Regions from separate parts of the Mus musculus genome. Here region 1 is linked to region 2. A link is a loop called in an ENCODE intact Hi-C map of the cell type or tissue named here. Cell type or tissue: heart. All regions are shown on one strand. Links, peaks and the distances in the headings refer to the core of each region. The heading gives the core; the rest is flanking DNA.

The links. A loop is a pair of places that touch in the nucleus more often than their neighbours do. Peaks named below come from ENCODE experiments on the same cell type or tissue, not always from the same donor. Only the 100,000 strongest peaks of a DNase experiment are listed, where the experiment ranks them.
Region 1: it touches region 2 in a loop (3-fold over the local background); 5 of 42 quality-filtered maps call a loop at or near these places.

What each region holds. Positions count from the first base shown.
Region 1 is chr5:32,323,972-32,332,848 of GRCm38, reverse strand. Plb1 (phospholipase B1) reads right to left here. Exons shown (of 59, transcript NM_001081407.1): 35 at 7,413-7,456; 36 at 6,642-6,750; 37 at 4,807-4,858; 38 at 4,357-4,437; 39 at 3,756-3,821; 40 at 2,901-3,001; 41 at 2,204-2,285; 42 at 1,503-1,607; 43 at 1-58. The region is part of intron 1 of Gm36840 (a long non-coding RNA gene); the gene reads left to right. Among named protein-coding and RNA genes, the nearest start is that of Gm36840, 26 kb to the left of the region's middle. In heart, for the core only: no CTCF peak of the experiment used is centred there; no DNase peak of the experiment used is centred there; H3K27me3 peaks cover 246 bases.
Region 2 is chr5:32,390,995-32,399,871 of GRCm38, reverse strand. No RefSeq gene overlaps it. Among named protein-coding and RNA genes, the nearest start is that of Gm36840, 41 kb to the right of the region's middle. In heart, for the core only: no CTCF peak of the experiment used is centred there; a DNase peak (open chromatin) is centred at 4,571; H3K27ac peaks cover 1,784 bases.

The DNA of each region.
Region 1 (8,877 bases), core at 553-8,552, 67 kb after region 2:
ACTTCTGGTTTAGGTGGATGCAGTCTGGGGCAAAGAAGGATGTATCTGGTTTCCCGTTCTGAAAGAGAGAAAACATACTTCCTCAAAGGCCCGTGAGGTTAGAGGGAGCTGTGGACTATGTGATCCTTGAGGCTGATCACAAGATACTGTCCTCTTGTGGAAACCCCTGAGGAACATGAGGGTATTCCCACAGATTAAATAGCTTTGGGTGACCTCAAGCCTGCACCTGACCTCCATATTCTCCATAATTCTAATAGTGCTCTATGTTTGGGTACATCTGTATAATGCCTAACTCATGCTGTAGTGAAGAAGCACATTTCTCATTTCCCGGGGGAGTCTTGGGTAGCATATTGGTTAATATTGACATCAACCCAACAGGATCTAGAATCCCCAGAGACACATCTCCCAGCATATTGGTGAGGGATTTTCTAGGTTAGGTGAACTGGGACAGGAGGACTAACACTGAATGGATGGGGGGTACTGGACTTTGCAGAGAGAGAGAAAGCTCTCTGAGCACCTACATTCCTGATTCTCTGCTTCCTGATACAATGTGACCAGCTACCTCATGCTCCTGCCCATGGCTTCCCTGCCAGGATACATTGTATCTTCTTAAACTAAAATATAAGCCAAAACAAACCAACCTACCTACCTACCTTCCTTCCTTCCTTCCTTCCTTCCTTCCTTCCTTCCTTCCTTCCTTCCTTCCTTCCTTCCTTCCTCCCTCCCTCCCTCCCTCCCTCCCTCCCTCCCTCCCTCCCTCCCTTCCTTCCTTCCTTCCTTCCAAGTTGCTGTGCTAGGTATTTTGTTACTATCATGAGAATACTAAGTAGCAAAGGGAGGTAGTGTCGGGGTGGGGCTTCCTTCTTCATCTTCAGCCTCCTTTGGTAGAGAGGTTTAAAGTGGGCACCAAGCAGGCCTGGCCAGAGCTGGCATCAGGATAGCTGGGCACCCGACTCCAGCTCTTCTCTGCAGCTGGACACAGCTCTCCATCCAGTTTCCCTGAAGCTGGATAAGGCTTTGGGCAAGAGGCATTACCTGCTCTGCCCACAGAGCTCTTCTGCACTGAGAGGAAGTGCCAAGGAGCATGGCCAGTAGGTGGAAACACAGCACGGGAACTCTCCTTTCTAACCACAGGGCCACGTGAGAGAGAGACCATGTGTGGCCTCAAGTCACTGATGTAGAGTTGGATACTTGGGAGTTCTGCCTGTCTTCTATGTTCTATCTGATTTTAGGAAGGATATATCACATCTCTGCCCTTTTGTTCTGTGAGGCTTACAGTATCCTCAAAGACAGTCGTGGCAATCTTATCTGTGGGAAGCATAATGTCTGGGCTCAGATGTTGCATGTGCCTGCTAGCATAGCATCTGTAGATCTCCCTGTGGCCTTCCTGCCTTATTCTCATGCTGTGGAGGCACATGCATTCCTGCCTTGGTTGTTCTCTTGCAAAGATGCCCATAGCAGTTCTTCCTCCAGAGCTCAAGATTGTGGGTAGGGGAGTATACCTCTAGGACAGGGAGCTTGGTGTTGAGGAGAAAGGGCTGCAGTACCACAGAGAAGTCCTCTCGAGTGTCGTAGCGGCCTGACTCAACCAGTTGGAGCATGCTACTCTGGGAACACACACACAAACAGCAGCCTTTAACACAGGGTAGGGTACATGGACTCTCTGTCCCCATCCTATTGGACAGAGAAGCTGACTCAGCTGTTCATATGATGTAAATGTTTTTTGATAGTAAATCCCATTCAAGAAAGTTTGGAAATGGGTTGTTTGTTTGTTTTTGTTTTAAACTTGCCATCTCCAAGGCTGGGTAGACAGTCCCACAAAGAACAAGAAACAGAGAAGATACTCCAGAGATCATCAGCCTCCTAGCCTATAATCTCTTTTTTGTGGCCTGTCTGTGGGGACTGGTATGAGAGTTGGAGCCAGAGATATGGGGAGAAGCTGGCTTCCAGTGTGATTTCATAGGGCCTCCCAGGCCTACTGGCTATCAATAAGAGCTGTCCTGCCACCCCCTCCTGCAACACCAGTGTCTGAGCCACACCAGTTTTGCCACCTTGGATGCCACTGGGGCATTTACAACCAGGGAAACTGAGACCCTCAGCCAGGTTGGAGCAGAGAGAGCCCAGGATTTCCTTCATGCCTCCCCTGTGTAGCAGGGGCTTTGGGCTAAAGTATAAAGAACACAGGTGGAGGCCTCTGCCTTACCTGGTAGGATTTGGTGAAGGCCTCCAACCTTGCCAGCTCATAGGAATCCTTCCTCGGGGTCAGAACACAGTTGCACAGGACACTGTATAAAGAAAGGGAGGCAAGAAGATCCAATAGCTGATGCCCCATTCAGGGACCGCTTCTGGCTACCCAGAGCTGGGAGGGATAGCAGGGTTCATTCAAGCCCTGATTTGGCAGCACAAGTGCCTGGAGGTTTTGAGATACTTTTCCTAAGTACTAGAGAAAGAGATGAGAGAGGAGTCTGAAGTTTGAGTGAACTCACTTTAATAAGTACCAAAATTGGGATTTCAGAGGCTAGGCCAGACACATATTCTGTTGAGTAAATGAATTCAGGCAATGAGAATACGATGCTTAATTAAAAAACAAAACAGCCATACATCTTCTTCCTGACAAGGTGCCTGGCTCAGGTGTTCTGTCTCTTGTTCTCTGTTGCAGTCTAACCACACACAAAGACTATTCTGCATTGCCCTTTTCAGTTTGGGCTACTCAGTCTCTCCAACAGTAGCCCCGGTGGTCTTGCTAGCATAGAAATTCCTGCCTGGCATTTAGGATATGGTAAGGGATCAGATCAGTCTTGACCTCCCATGGGCAGAGGCTCCAGAGAGGCACTGCTAAATGCAAAGGTCAGACCGGAGCTTGGGATAGCTCTTGGGTAGGAGGAATGGTGCCTGCCTACCTGGACTGATTCACTGGGCACTTGTCTGGGTTCTTCAGGAATACTTCCCGAATGATACTGGGGTTAATGAAGTCCACAAGGTTGACCAGGGCTCTGGGTACCTAAAGAGAAGGCTGCAGATGAGACAAGGTCTCCCAGGGTTTGGATAGAGTCTCCTTTTAGACTTCCAGCTCAGCTCATCCCTTAAGTTCAAGAGACAGGTCCATCCACACGGGACTACTTCATGGGGTTGTGAGCCCATGCATGATGCTAGTACAGAAATGGGTGGGGAGTGCCCTGCCCAGCTTCAGTAGAGATAGTGCCTCTGAAATGACAATAAATGCTAAGTGCATAGCTCTGTTCAGCCACCATTTAGTGAACCAAAATATAACGTGATAGGCAACTTATTTGCTAGGTCATTGGCTCCTGACCAACTTTTGCCAGCTTGACATGGGTCAACTTCTTCTGAGTAGACATGGGGACTCAGATAGCCAGCAGAGCATCTGGTGGTCAGAATGCTACTTCCAGGGCATGGCGGGGGCAGCTTGTTATTGCCACAAGGTAGCAGTGGGGTAGAAGATATAAGGCTAGGTATAGAAGCTCATTCAAAATACTCTCTGTGGTTCAAAATGCAATGCCAAGCCTGGGTACTGGCTAGCTGCTAACCAACAGTTGTCCTGGAGAGAGACAGAAGTACGCAGTACCTTTCTTTCTTCATACCATAGATCTCTGGGGATATATTCCAAGTAGAATGCAGTGCAGCCTTTGGACAGGCACAGAGCCCATGCCCTTGGCTGGCTCCACCCTTCCCCTCCCCTCCCACCTGCACGTCCATTATATTGGAGCTGAAACCAAGTTACAGAAGCCCTCACCCACCTCCTTATGTAGAATGTCCAAGGCATTTTGGAGATGGTCAAAAAAATTGGCTGCAGAGTAATGATTCTGGAAAGAGAAATGGGAGGAGAGGAAGGAGTTGTTGGTTCCAGTGCAAAAGGCAGAAGAGGCACTTGTGGGCTTCCCTTCTGGGTCCAGCCCCAAGGACTTGTTTCCCTCCCCCCATCATCTGTGAGTCTATCAGCATGCTAGAATCTAAGCTGAATGCCTGACCACTCACTGTTGTCAGGGATAGGCCAACTAGAAGACTGGAACCATTAACCAGAGTGAAAGATGGAGACATTCTTCAAAATGCTTGGGGTCAACAGTTTCTTCTCTTTCATATGTTGTAAGAAAGAGAAGCAGCACCATATATGTCTACCTAGTCCTTCATGCTTGAGACGGACATGCATGCGGTGCCAGATACCACAAGGCCAACAGTATGGAGTGTGCATACATAAATGTGTGCATGAGTTATGTGTACCGTATACAATGTAGCTGGGTACGAATGCCCCCTTGAGTGAGTTGTGAGGATCTTTCTTCGAGAAGATCTCCAAAGCCTAAGGATCAAAGTCAGGGTCAGCCCTAGACCCTATCTCATTACCGAATCCGTGCAGAAGTCACACAAGTCACTGGCGCCGATCATCACCGTGATGACCTTCCAGTCTCGGTTGAAGTTCACTCTCTGCATGAAGAGGGAGGAAAGGGCTCATTGTTTCTGACAAACTATCACAGCTCTAGGAAATCCAGTCAGCCCCATGTGACTTCCTCATCCACTTGAAATAATACAGCAAGAACCTCAAAGTTGATGACATTTTAGAGACTTATTTATAGACCAGGATCTTAGCAACAGGAGGGACCTTTAAGGTCATTGCGCCTGGCATTCACTTTCTCCCCATTGATGTAATATCCTCTAGAAGGCCTCAGGCAGGATCTTCCCCATCTCTGCTTGAATGCCTCTAACTATGGGGCACCTGCTGATTTTCACAGCATTTGGGAAAACCTTAGTGGGCTAGACAACTACTGTTTATCAGTAGTGATCAAATGGACTCACGTTGTCACTCTTCATCTTCTGAACCAGAGTCCGGACTTGGCTTGTAAGGTTCCTGAGAAGAGAAAGTCAGTGCTTCCGTTGACAGAGTGTACATTTGACATCTTACCCCAGGGGTCTACACACTACAGGCTTCTGCGACACTACATGAGCTGCAGAGACCCCCCCCCCAAGGCTCACAGGCCACAGGGGCTACTGTTGGAGAGACTGAATGGACCAAACTGAAAAGGTTAATGCAGAGTGCTCGTTATGTGTGGCTACCCACGATGGCAAGCAAGAGGCAGAACCCCCGAACCAGCCTCCTTGTCAGGAGGAGGAGAATTGTCAGGAATAGAAAGGATGAAATACAGCTCAATACATTTTAATACATATCTAGAAATACTGCAGCAAATGGCCTTGTGAACAGCAAGCTGGGAGATTGTCCTAAAGTCATCAAAGCCACTCCTGGTCTCATTTTGTGCTCATGATATTCTTAAGGTCCCACACTGAGAATCCATTTGCCTTTGATGTTCCATTCTTTTTGCTTGCTTGCTTGTTTGTTTGTTTGTTTTTTGAGACAGGGTTTCTCTGTATAGCCCTGGCTGTCCTGGAACTCATTTTTGTAGACCAGGCTGGCCTTGAACTCAGAAATCTGCCTGCTTCTGCCTCCCAAGTGCTGGGATTAAAGGCGTACCACCGCCCAGCTGATGTTCCATTCTTAAGCAGGTTTTCAGTATATAACCTAGGCTGGCTCAAGTCCTCCACTGATTGGATTACAGGTGAGCACCACTACAGCTTGCTCACTTGTCTGTCTTGAGTAGCTGGGAAAGAACATGTAATTGGATGTATGAAGGTTTAGAATGTTTCCTTTGCTTCCTAACTGCCTAGAAGCTGACAGTTTGATGCTCAGGTACAGTAACCATGGAAACATTCACGTTGACACAATCCCTTCTTTGTCACCATGGCTGTGATTCTTCACATGTGCCTGTATCATGTACCCACATATGTGCACACATATATGACTATTATGTGTCACATGTGTAACTTGTTCTGTGAGCCACTTTCAGAAAAGTAGAGAGGAAACGCATGACCCACACATGTTATATAAACCCACACATGGGTTTATAATTCATGGCTCTCAGCACAAGTCTGAGTGACAGAGCCATAGCATTGTGGTCTCCTTGGATAGGCTAGTGGGACAGTGCATTACAAGCCATTATAGAGCCCAGCAAACAGGTGTTGGGGGCACGTCCACCAACTAGAGGTGTAAGGGCAAGAACTGAGGAGCAGGAACCCCAGGCTTCCAGGACCTCTAGGAGAAGAATTAGTGTTGCCTTGAGAGACCATCTCAGGAGGCTAGGCAGTTCTGCCTCAGCACCCCCTGGAAACCTCCCGTCTGTTTTATGTTAGCTCTATGTCAGGGCTGGAGAGAAGGTGAGATTTTCCCAGAGGCTCCCTCAGGTTGGAGATCTTGACTTTGATATAGTAAGCCTCCCCTGATCATATAGGGCAATCGCTACCTGTGAGGCTCTGGGGAGAGAGGGATTCTAGCATCATTATTTCAGACCTACTTAGCTTCAATTTTACCGATATGCTTAGTCAGTTCAATTCTTAGATGACATGGTGTGTGAAAGGCTGGCCACTGAGGAGTCAGGTAACAACTGTAGAGACGTAACCCCTCCCATGTCCAAGGAAACTAATCTCCATGCTATAGCTTTGGTTGTGGACAGACAGGAAAAAGTACCCTTAAAATCATTGCTGCAGATAAGGTGAAGTCCCTTTGTAGGTCTCTGTGGGGTATCTGAGGGACTGACCATGTGCCTCTCTCCCCCTTTCTACAGTTCCCCCAAATGTCATACTCAGCCTTCGCCCCAGGGACAGCCTGGTTAAGGAAAGCGTTTGCGGAACTGGAGTCACCGGTTCCTACTGAGTAGCCTGTGAGATTTCCATTAAATTTCCGTAGGATATCTGGAAGAGGAAAGGCAGACTCTAGCACATGTGTCTGACAGAAACTTTCTCTGTTGGAATGACGTGATGATAAGACAAGGTTGGAAAAAGTCTCCCTTACAGAAGCATATTTCTCTGCCCAACTTACAGAGCAGTGAAGTCCCCCCCCCGTCCCCCCTCCACCACCCCCCCCCCCCGCTCTTGCCATCAGATTTGCCCCAGCATTTCTTGGGCCAAATGGAAAAACTCAAGGCTTGAGGAATTTGGTGGCTTGTCCTAAGCCAATGGTTCTCTACCTTCTTAAAGCTGTGAGGCTTTAATACAGTTCCTAATGTTGTGGTGACCCCCAACCATAAAATTATTTTTGTTGCTACTTTATAACTGTAATTTTCTACTGTTATGACTTGTAATAGAGCTATCTGATATGCAGAATGGTCTTAGGTGACCCTTATGAAAATGTCACTCAACCTTAAAGGAGCCTTGACCCATAGGTTGAGAACTGCTGCCCCAGGTCACCTCACAAGAAAGAGCAGGGATTGAACTTGGGTCTGCAGGTTCCATGTCTGATGCCCATGCCCTCAGACTGACAACTGGGGCCTCGTCTCCTACTTCAGGGCTAGTGCCCACGAATGCACTAATTTTTTTCTAGAATAGCCCCATTCAAGCCCTTGGTATCTACTTACTGGGCAAAGTGGTCACATTCTCCAGGGTCTTGTCCCCACCAGCACTGAAGGGAGAGAGCAAGGCAGGGAAGGAGAGAAAGCAAGTCAGTATATAAACGTTACCAAAGAAGGATCCTTGCTGTCCTTATATTTGCAGGATCCTGGGAACATTCTAGATTCACCAGTAGACTGTTCCCTGCTTAGTCTAGGATTTGAAGCTAAAGGACTTTCTGCCACCCTCTCTGGAGGGTAGTACTTAGTTGAGGACCCTAAGTGCTCAGTATGGGCTGCATGTAGGCCTTAGGTCTCTCCTGTCCTAAGCTCAGGAGTTAGCTGTGGACATCTCTATGAGACAGAGTAGAAAGCTGAGGTGCCAGAAGGTTCACTTCTAAGGGTAATTTAAACCTAGCTTGAGCTGGAAACCTTGAGAACACAGATAAGTTTCTTCTGCCCAGTATCAGGTAGATTCCAATGGAAGATTCAGGGGACAGAAGGAAGCTTGCTGCCGTCTAATGCCCAGTCTCATTTTTATCTGGCCTAGCCACAGACCATACTGCCTAAGAGGAGGTCATTTCCTTCCACATACTTAAAGGAGATACTTATTTCTATCTTTAAAAAAGTCTAGATGCTCATCAAATATTTGGTATTTACTGTTTGGTTTCTTCTGTGCCCCTTTGGTCAGTTCCAGTCACTTCATTTCAGGCCAGGGAGTTTGAGAACACAACCTTACTTAGCATCTAGCACACTGGAAGAGACCTCTCAAAGATGCCATAGATCAAAGCTGCTCTTCAGTCAAAGAACGCTTGGAATGAAGGCCACTGTCCTGTACCTGGGTGGTCAAGGGCTTGAGCTGGAGGAGTTCTGCCTGCCATATTACTCCATTCTGTCCCCACCCTGTGGCCTATCAGATGTGTGGCCTGGGCTAGTGGCTTGGCTTCTTGTCAATTGTCACCAATTCTTTTCTAGCTCTACATGCAGGTTGCTTCAGAATCTTATCTTCTCCCAATCAAAGTCAGCAGATTGAAGCATTGAGACTTGGGAGGAAATTATAAACCCTTGTACTGTCCCATCTGTTGTCTTCTGTGTGTTTCTCTCAATGAACAAGATAACACACAAAAAAGCATACATACTATGTGCCCCCCACTGTCATTTCTTAAAGGTACTTTAAAAAAAAGAAGGTGGGCAGAACAAGACCAGCAGGGTTCCCAGTGCCATTTTAGAATGGTATGTCCAAGAGGATAAAAGATACCTACACAAATAAACCCAGAGAGATTCAAAAGTATATATGTCACCGTTTTGATCAGAACTATGCAAACATGAGAAGAAACAGTCACATCAAACATCTAGTCTACATTAGACTCTTCATCGAATGTAGGCTAGACTCTCCTCATCTGTTGTCACCCAGTGTGCAGAAAGGTATAGATGTTTTGTGATGTGTGTTGGAAGAATCAGAACAAAAACAAGGAGATGCATTTTGTCTTGGGTA
Region 2 (8,877 bases), core at 676-8,675:
CCCAGTTTCATCCCCTGTTGCTAGAGAGGAGAGAAGGATGGGAAAGAGAGAGAATCTAATTTCTTTCCTTTTGTTTCTTCTTCTTTGAGCATGACTACTAACAAACCCAACCAACCCCTCCCCCGCAACAAACAACAACCCCTGACATTCCCCCTCTGCCCCAGGGCCCTAGCACTTATATACCCTCTGAAAAGTATCCGGAATTCTAAATGACACACCTCTGCTAGAGCACGAGGCAAATCATAGTTAGCTAGTGTGGACAGTCTGAAGCAGCTCCACAGCCCCACACTTGGGGATTAAAATGAAAACACATTCTTATAACATTCTTGAGTTTTTTTAAAGAAACCAAAGTTCACAGAATTTTCTCTAGAGGCCTCCAGCTCAGATGAGGTTGGGCATATTCAGGCATAGCTGTGAGCATCAGGCATAGCTGTGAGCATCAGGCATAGCTGTGAGCATCAGGCATAGCTGTGAGCGTCAGGCACGTATTCTGAGCATTCCCATCTTCAAACACTTTTGAACATTTGATAGCTTGGGTTTTGATTGGCACTTGGCAGAAATTGGGAGGTCCTTGTTCCACTTTTAGATTTACATACACACACATGACTCAAGCATTTGGGGGATGGGAACTGTAGAGTAACCCTGAGATGCTAGCTACACATTTGAGTTTAAGGCCAAGAGGATGTTGGGAGATAGGGACTTGAGCTTTAGGGACTGAAGGCCCGCATTTGGAAGAGATCCTAGCAGTGGGTCAACCTTCTAAGAGAGAACATTTTGTGGATGGGACTTCAGTGAAGGCAGATAGAGAGAGCAAAATAGAGACGCTGATGTCAGTTAAAGCCTGGTGGAGGTGGATTGTGACAAGTGACACCAGGCAGCAAGGAAGTACAGGAAGTCAGGCCATTTCAGGAGGTAGGTGGGGTGGGCAGGAAGAAACTGCCTGTGGGTAGATTTGGGAAGCTTTGATGAAGGAAACAGCAATTGAACTTGATCTGAAAGAGTGGACAGGGAGTTAACAATGCAGCAAGATGCAAGAATGAAGGGACCAGTCTGAGCTTTGGGGTGAAGCTGGGTGGTGAAGGAGCCAGATGACCAAGGACCCTGGGTTCTGGGCTGAGAAGTTTAAACAAAAATCTGACAGGGGGATATAGCACCTGAAGGTAGGGGACAAATTGGCACTGGCTTTTAGATTTCAGAGTGAAGGTCCTATCTAGTCTGGAAAGCTGGAGAGACCTGAGAGGCTGTTCTAGCCTAGTGCTGATCTGAGCAGCTCATTTTCTTGATGGGCCCTTGAACCTCCTCCTCCAGCCTCCTTGTAGAGCTAGACAGGGTCTCTGATAAGAAGGGCAAGGTTACATGGGCCAGCAGCAGCTCAGCAGGTATGTTACATATAAAGGGGATCCTCTCTCCAGTCTGACCTTAACCAAGGCCAAGCTCTTTGAGGGAAGGGAGAGGATTACACAGCTCCCTGCAGCTCTTCTCTTCTGAGTTGGGCCTCTGCTCGCAAACTAAAGCTTTTCTGCTCTGGGGTCCAGGGCCCCACCGTTCTGTCAATTCTCTTCCACCTTTGTACTCACATCTGTTTACTTACTCTTGTCTTAGGGACTACCTTAAGGAATCCACCACTCCTGCATGTTGTGCTTTGCACATCACCAGCACACAGTATTCTTGCTAACTCCACGAGTGCACACTCGCACACTCAGCACACAAACTCTCTTCTGCTGTCCCAGAATCCGGCTCATCAGCACAATAGGGTCGCAAGAAGGAAGACATAGGAGAGTAACTGTCTAAAAACATTCCCTGGGAGTGGCTTTCCAAGGAGAGAGGAGGAAGGAATTGTTCTCTCTGGTGGTGTTTGTCAGAAGTCTGTAAGGAGTTGAGTTCCAGCCCCCAGGGAATCTGCTGCCAAGGCATTCCACCCAGAAGGAATGTGGAAGCCCAGCTAGGGAACAGGTTTCTCTCTAGACTGTGGGGCCTGTTGCTGTCCAGACACAAGGAGACCCAGGTCTGTCCCTAGAGGCACTGGGTATGATGGGAAGTGTACAGCTTCCTCTGCCTGACCTGTGCCTACTGTGGAGAGTGGCCCATATGGGTGGAAACAGTAACCAGGTAGGTGACTTAAAATAGTGCTAATCGTCCCAGCTGCGGCAGGAGCTGAGCACCCTCTGGGAGCAGGTGCCCTGCCAATCACTCCAAACAAATGACCTCCTGTCCTCTGTGAGTGTTCCACCAGTGATAAATTTCTGGAGTAGACAGGCATATTTGTCTACTTTTTTTTTTTTTAAGTTTAGGAAACAGGCTTTAGGAGGTTAAGTAACTTGCTATAATTACCCAACTTAGTGATAGAGTCAGGTAGGAATCAAGCCCAGGTCTCGGAGCCAGGTCAAACCTCTGACCTCCTTCAATCACTAAAGCCCACTCTGGCCCTTGGACTCCATTTACAAGGAGCTTGGTTTATCTTCTTTTGGAATCTCTTGGCTCCTTGTGGTTACCAGTCGCCATTTAAAGGTAGATCAGGGACCCTGTTTTGCTCTGCTTTGCAGTCAGAGAAATGTGACACAAGTGCATGGCCTTCTTCAAAACCCCTCTCCTTCCTTCCTTCCTTCCTTTCTTCTTTTTTCTTTTTTTTTTCTTTCTTTCAAGAGATTTATTTATTTTATGTATGTGAGTACACTGCCACTGTCTTCAGACACACCAGAAGAGGGCATTGGATCCCATTACAGATGGTTGTGAGCCATCATGTGGTTGCTGGGACTTGAACTCAGGACCTCTGGAAGAATGGCCAGTGCTTTTAACTGCCAAGCCATCTCTCCCTCCCCAGCCCTTCTCTTTCTACCAGGCCTTTTTAGCGATCACAGCATTGGCAGTAAGAGATAGGGGAAAAAATGGCCTAAAGAGATCTCAGGAGACCAATGAGTTTGGGGAAGGCTTCCTGTAGAAGAAGGCGCTGGTGGACCTCACCTGCTGCTCTGTGGTCCAGAGCTACTTCTTTAGACTATCTTTGGCCAGAGAAATCAGAAATCTCCATGAGGAGTCCTCGGCCCATGTCTCAGGCCCACTCACTGGCACCCTTGCCACAAGGTTAGGTACAGGGTTGAGCAAAGTCACAATTTCATCATGTCTTTCAGCCTGGCCAGTCTGTTCCAGTCCTGTTCACATCTCTTGACCTCCTTCAGAAAGGAATCTGAGAGTTCTGAGTCCCAGACCCAGCTTTAGCCTGAGGGGAGAAGCTGGCTTTTCCCAAAGCCCTCAGCCACACAGGAAGCTGGTCCATTCTCAGTTTTGTCCCCTTGGGTTTGTCATCCTAGACTTGCTTTACTTTAATGTCTGTAGTTCGAAGCTCAGTCCCCAGTACTAGGAATGCAGTAGGGTGACCCATGATGAATGAATTCGGTTCCCATGGTTACCCTAAGCACAAAGATACCATTCACTACCTTATCTAATTTTACCTGTGAAAGGTGCTGGCGTCCCTCAGCTTTTTCCTGATACATTTATCTATTCTCTCCCCGATGGTCGATGTTCATCTCTTGTAATCCTTTCCTCAAATGAAGCCAGATTGTCACTTAGAACTGTCCCCACCCTGAGGACAATGCTAGTTCATAGACATCTCTTCTTATCCAAGTTCAAATTGAGAATGTGATTTCCAAGATTCCACAGTGTTAAAACACTAAGGCAGAGGGCTCAGGGCATAGCTCAATGAAGACTTACTAAATCTATTCTCTTGGCTCTCTCTAATGTAGATGCACATGTGGATAATCACACCGTGCCTGTGTGGCTGTAAATTGTTTTCCATGTGAGTCAAAGTATTTTTATTCTCTCCTATTTCATTCTTCTGCACTCTCTCTTTCCCCAGCAGGTGAGACTCTCTGAATATTTTCCTTCATGGAGGGCAAAGAAAGAAAGGAAGGTGGCTGCTGAGGGGCAGGAGGAAGAGGTAGTCAGGGACTGCTTGTCAGGGGATAAGAGGACTCCCAGTCTTGACTTGGCATGACACATCAGAAGGGGTTAGTCTTTAATTACTTCTAATTTCCAGTATGAAAACTTTGATGAAAATGGGCAGAGCTATGAGGGCCTTTCCCCAGGTATGATCCTGGCACATACCCAATGGGGACATGGGCACGCACTGTATACTTTATTCCATGAGTAGTGTCAGCCAAAGCACACCAGCTGGCTTTTACAATGCTGGGACTGAGCTCTTAGCCTCAAGCATGCTGGCTAAGCACCCTGCCACTCAGCTATACTCGCTGGAGGTTACCTCACTCAAGTTATCCGGTTAATGTCCTTAACTGTCAGCCATGTTCACAGTCTATTTATTGTCCTTTTCTCTCTTTTTAGGAAGACTTAGAAAAGGACACTTGGGAAAGCTCTCCAAATAGGTTGGTTTGCCCTGAGCCAGTGGCAGAGTTTCCCAGATGTGGAGCTGATTAAGGACTATAAAAAGCCTTCCCCTCTCCACAGGGTCACGGAAGGTCTTTCCTGAGGATTATCGTATTGTGTTCGAAAGACATTATACACGTCATCAATATTTGACGAGGTCTCTGGGATGTGGTCCAGTGTGCTGGTCAGCTGTGTGACTGCAAGCTGGGCTGGCCTGGCCTGGCATGCATGGTCCCTTGTCCTCAGAGAAGGAGCGGCACATCACCCTTCAGGGCAGACATTAAGGTGGCTTTTCTTTTTTCCTGCTTTCTCATTTGGGGGATGGGGGGAGGAACAATACAACTCTTGCCAATTACAGCTGCTTACTTTGGGCTAGGTGTCACCTCCTTTGATTCTCAGAAGCCTTTGAGGAAGCTGTTGAGCAAATTGCGACCCGGGAAATTCACAGTTGTCCAAAGTCAAATAGAATCAAGGTTCTGGGAAGGCTGGGAAAGCCAGCTAACCTAACAGAGATGTACATAAGCCAATTGATCTAAAGAACTGGGTTTTTGGAGGCTACATTTTCACATAGTGAGAGCCAGGAAGCTCTCTAAAGAAACCTAAGGAAACAGGAAGAGGGGTAGGGTGAGAAACCTTGTTCCCAATGGTTGCTGGTTTCCCTCAAGTTTTCAACAGGGCCTCATGTAATGCAGGCTGGCCTTACATTCGCTAGCTGAAGATTACTTAAGTTTCTGTTCCTGCTGCCTTCTGCTCTTGATACTGAGATCACACGTGAGCTTTACTACATCCAGTTTTCATGTCCGTTAGACAAGCACTCTATCAATGGAACTACATCCCCCAAACCCTCCACCTTAGTCTTAATATCAGGAACCTTGGGAGTCAGACTCCTCCTTCAGTCTGAATTGGGAGCTGGCACCCTCTGGGGAGGGGGCAGTAGGACCATTCTAAGTTACACTCTGGCTTGTAGGTCACTGTGAATATCTATTTGTCAAGAAAAAAATCAATGGAATATTGATTGTTAGCTTAAAGACTGTAGGCCATTGTACATGGGATTTAGTTTGTATCCTCTTATTCTGAGTCCTATGAGTCTTTAGGGGGGCCTAGGTCATCATGATTTGTGAGTCCCAAGAGAAAGTCCAATTAGTGAGTGTCGTGTACTGGTTTCTCTCTAGAACCAGGTGAATACAAGGGCATGGGTAAGTGTTCTTTTTCTTTTTTCTTTTTGTTGTTTTCCCCAAAGACCTTTAAGTGTTCCAACATGTCAAAAAGCATAGATAACAATATGAGAAAAGAAACTGACTGCAAATAATAACATAACCTCCACTCTTGGAAAGAAGTGCCCATGTGACCTTCAGATCAAATTTACATCTGAAAATGCTTTAAGTTTTCAATTCTAGGATTTTTCCAAGCCAACAGGACCTATAGCCCATAGGACCTTACTACAAGGAGTGTGTGTACCTTGTCTATTGGTGTATTCCATTTTCTTCTCCCATGGAAGTATTTCTTGGGCTCTGAAGATGCAGGGATGGAGGCTGTCTTAGTTAGGCTTTTATAGCTATGAACAGACACCATTACCAAGGCAACTCTTATAAGGACAACATTTAGTTGGGGCTGGCTTACAGATTCAGAGGTTCAGTCCATTATCATCAAGGCAGGAGCATGGCAGCATCCAGGCAGGCCTGGTACAGGCAGAGCAGAGAGTTCTACATCTTCATTTGCAAGTTGCTAGAAGACTGGCTTCCAGGCAGCTAGGACTAGGGTATTAAAGCCCATGCCCACAGTGACCCATCTACTCCAACAAGACAACACCTCTAAATAGTGTCACTCCTGGGCCAAGCATATTCAAACCACCACAGAGTCCATGGGAAAGGTTAGAATTCGGCTTTTCTTTGGTTCTATTGCTGGTCTAGAAGCTGGAAGCTGCTTGGCCACCGGCCCCTCCCTCTTGCTGTAGGTGACTATGTCCTTGGTGTTATAGCCTAAGCCGCCAAGGTTATAGGAAACTGCACCCAGTGCTCTGGTGCTGTCCTCCCTGCAGGCAAACTTCCCTTCCTTCCCACGATGGGCACAGTCTACCACCTCTATTTATTGTTCTGCCAAGCTGGTTCCCAGCCTCTCAAGCTTCAAACAATGAGGCTTCTCATTCAGAGCAAAAGGAAGAGTTGTAAGAGTCACACGGGTCCACATGGACACACGTCCATGGCGACCTTGAGATGACTGTATGTTCATGTTTGGTTGAAGCCACCCCGAGATGCTCAAGGTTCTGACTGTGCTGCCAAAGGGAGGAGGGTGGGACCAGCTGCAGCAAGTGCCTCCGGTGATGCCAGACTTCAGTGTAGAGTCCCGTGTATCCTCACCAAGCACTGTATACTGCAATCCCTCTCCTGCTGTTTACACTGGAGGGCTGACTTTCAGCAGGATTGTGAGGTCAGGTTAGTGTGTGCGGGTTACTTTACAATTAACGCTTCTTCCCTAGAACCTGTATCATGTTCTTGCTGCTCCTGGCCTCTTGTCCAACGTCACCTGGCTCCTAGGCTGGGCTGAACTCCACCCTCTTACGGCACCAACCTTCTCTGTCCTTGAGGACTCCCCTAAGGCTTACACATGCAAAAGCATGAATGAACATATTTATATACATCCTCTGAACATGTATACATGTGCCCATGCATATATATTCTTTGCCCCTGTGCATGTGTCTTTCTGTGTCTGTCTGTCTTCCTCTTCCATTGTCTTGCTGTTTGTCCCTTTATCTTTGACTCTCTCTTTCTCTCTGTCTCATTGTCTCTGTCTCTCTCTTACACACACACACACACACACCAGAGCAAAGTTCCAAATACTAATGGCAGACAGGGTGACCTTTCTATTCCAGGAAACATTTGTTTACCTCAACACTGGTAACTTGTTTTCTGACCTCCAGGTAAGGGATGTGCTGGTTAGAATAACAGGCCACCCTTAGGAGTGGAGAAAAGCATTCTCTCTCCAGGTTGTTGCAAGCCTTGGATGGAATTTGAGCTGGACTGCAGCCCAGACTTACCTGGTGCCTGGTCACCTTTATGCAAAACTCTCTCAGCATTAAGGAGGGAGTCTCATAGAAAGGACATGAAACTGAGGAGGTGAGGGATGCTTTGGGAACAGACAGAGCCTCAGAGTTGTCCACAAGTCAGGTCATAGAGACATTCTTCTATTTCAAGTACCCCAAGTGCTGTAGCTGCAGGCTGGGTTGTGCCTCACAGACTTGGCAGGATCAATTGCTAGGAGACCTAGAAGGACTGAGGCTCATGCTATGGTTTGAAAATGGTTGATCCCTTCTGAAATACATGCTAAAACCTGATTGTCATTGTGGCCATATTAGATAGAATGTGGGACCATTAAGAGATGAGGAGGCCATTGAGCAGGAATAATAATTCACTCATGGGATTGGGTTACTTTCCATGGATGTGAGTTGCCACAAAGCAAGGCAGTCCCTCTTGTTCTGTGTCTTTTGCAAATGGACATTTCCCTTCTTTCTGGTGCCTCAAGGCCATCAGACGCTGAGTACCATGTTCTTGAACTTATTAGTTTTCAGAAGCATAAGCAAGAATAAACTTCTTGCTGGGCATGGTGGCATATGGAGGCAGAGGCAGGCGGATTTCTGAGTTCGAGGCCAGTCTGGTCTACAAAGTGAATACAAAGAATACAAAGAATAAACTTCTTAATCTTATTTTTTTAAGATGTATTTATTACTTTATGTATATAAGTACACTATAGCTATCTTCAGACACACCAGAAGAGGGCATCAGATTCCATTACAGATGGTTGTGAGCCACCACGTGGTTGCTGGGAATTGAACTCAGGACCTCTGGAAGAGCAGTCAGTGCTCTTAACCACTGAGCCATCTCTCCAGTCCACTTCTTAACCTTATAAGCTACCTAGTCTTAGATGTTGTGTTTTAACAACAGGAAACAAACCAAGACACCTAGTTTTTGTGGGCCTTTGCAGTGGACTGTTTTTATAAACACAACTTTGGGGGATTATTTCATCACATTTGGTTAACCAAGGTTGCCTGTGACAGCTCTGACAAGTTAGGTGTGGCAAAGAGACCATATGTGTTTTACAGATGACAAAAACAGCCTCAGGGGTGTGTGTTCGGTACAGAGTTGGAACTGCTACCCTTTGGTTTTATTGTTTCGACAACTCTGCCATATATCTTTTGACCAGACAGACTACAACGTCGAACTTTAAGTTTCATTTGATAAAATGCATATGCCTTTAGCGAGTCCTTTACATTCCCTGCTAAGGTTTGAGTATGAAACAAACACAGACTCGTGTGCTCAGTGCTTGTCTCCCCTGGTGGCACTGTTTTGGGAGGTTCTGGAAGTTTTTAGGAGGTGGGACCTAGTGTTGGAGGAAGTAGATCACTGGATGTGTTCTTTGAAGGTTACACCTGGTCCCCACCCAGTCCCTTCCTTGCTCCCTGCTTTTTGTCTTCCATGTGGTCCTGCTGCCACGATGCCAAGAGCT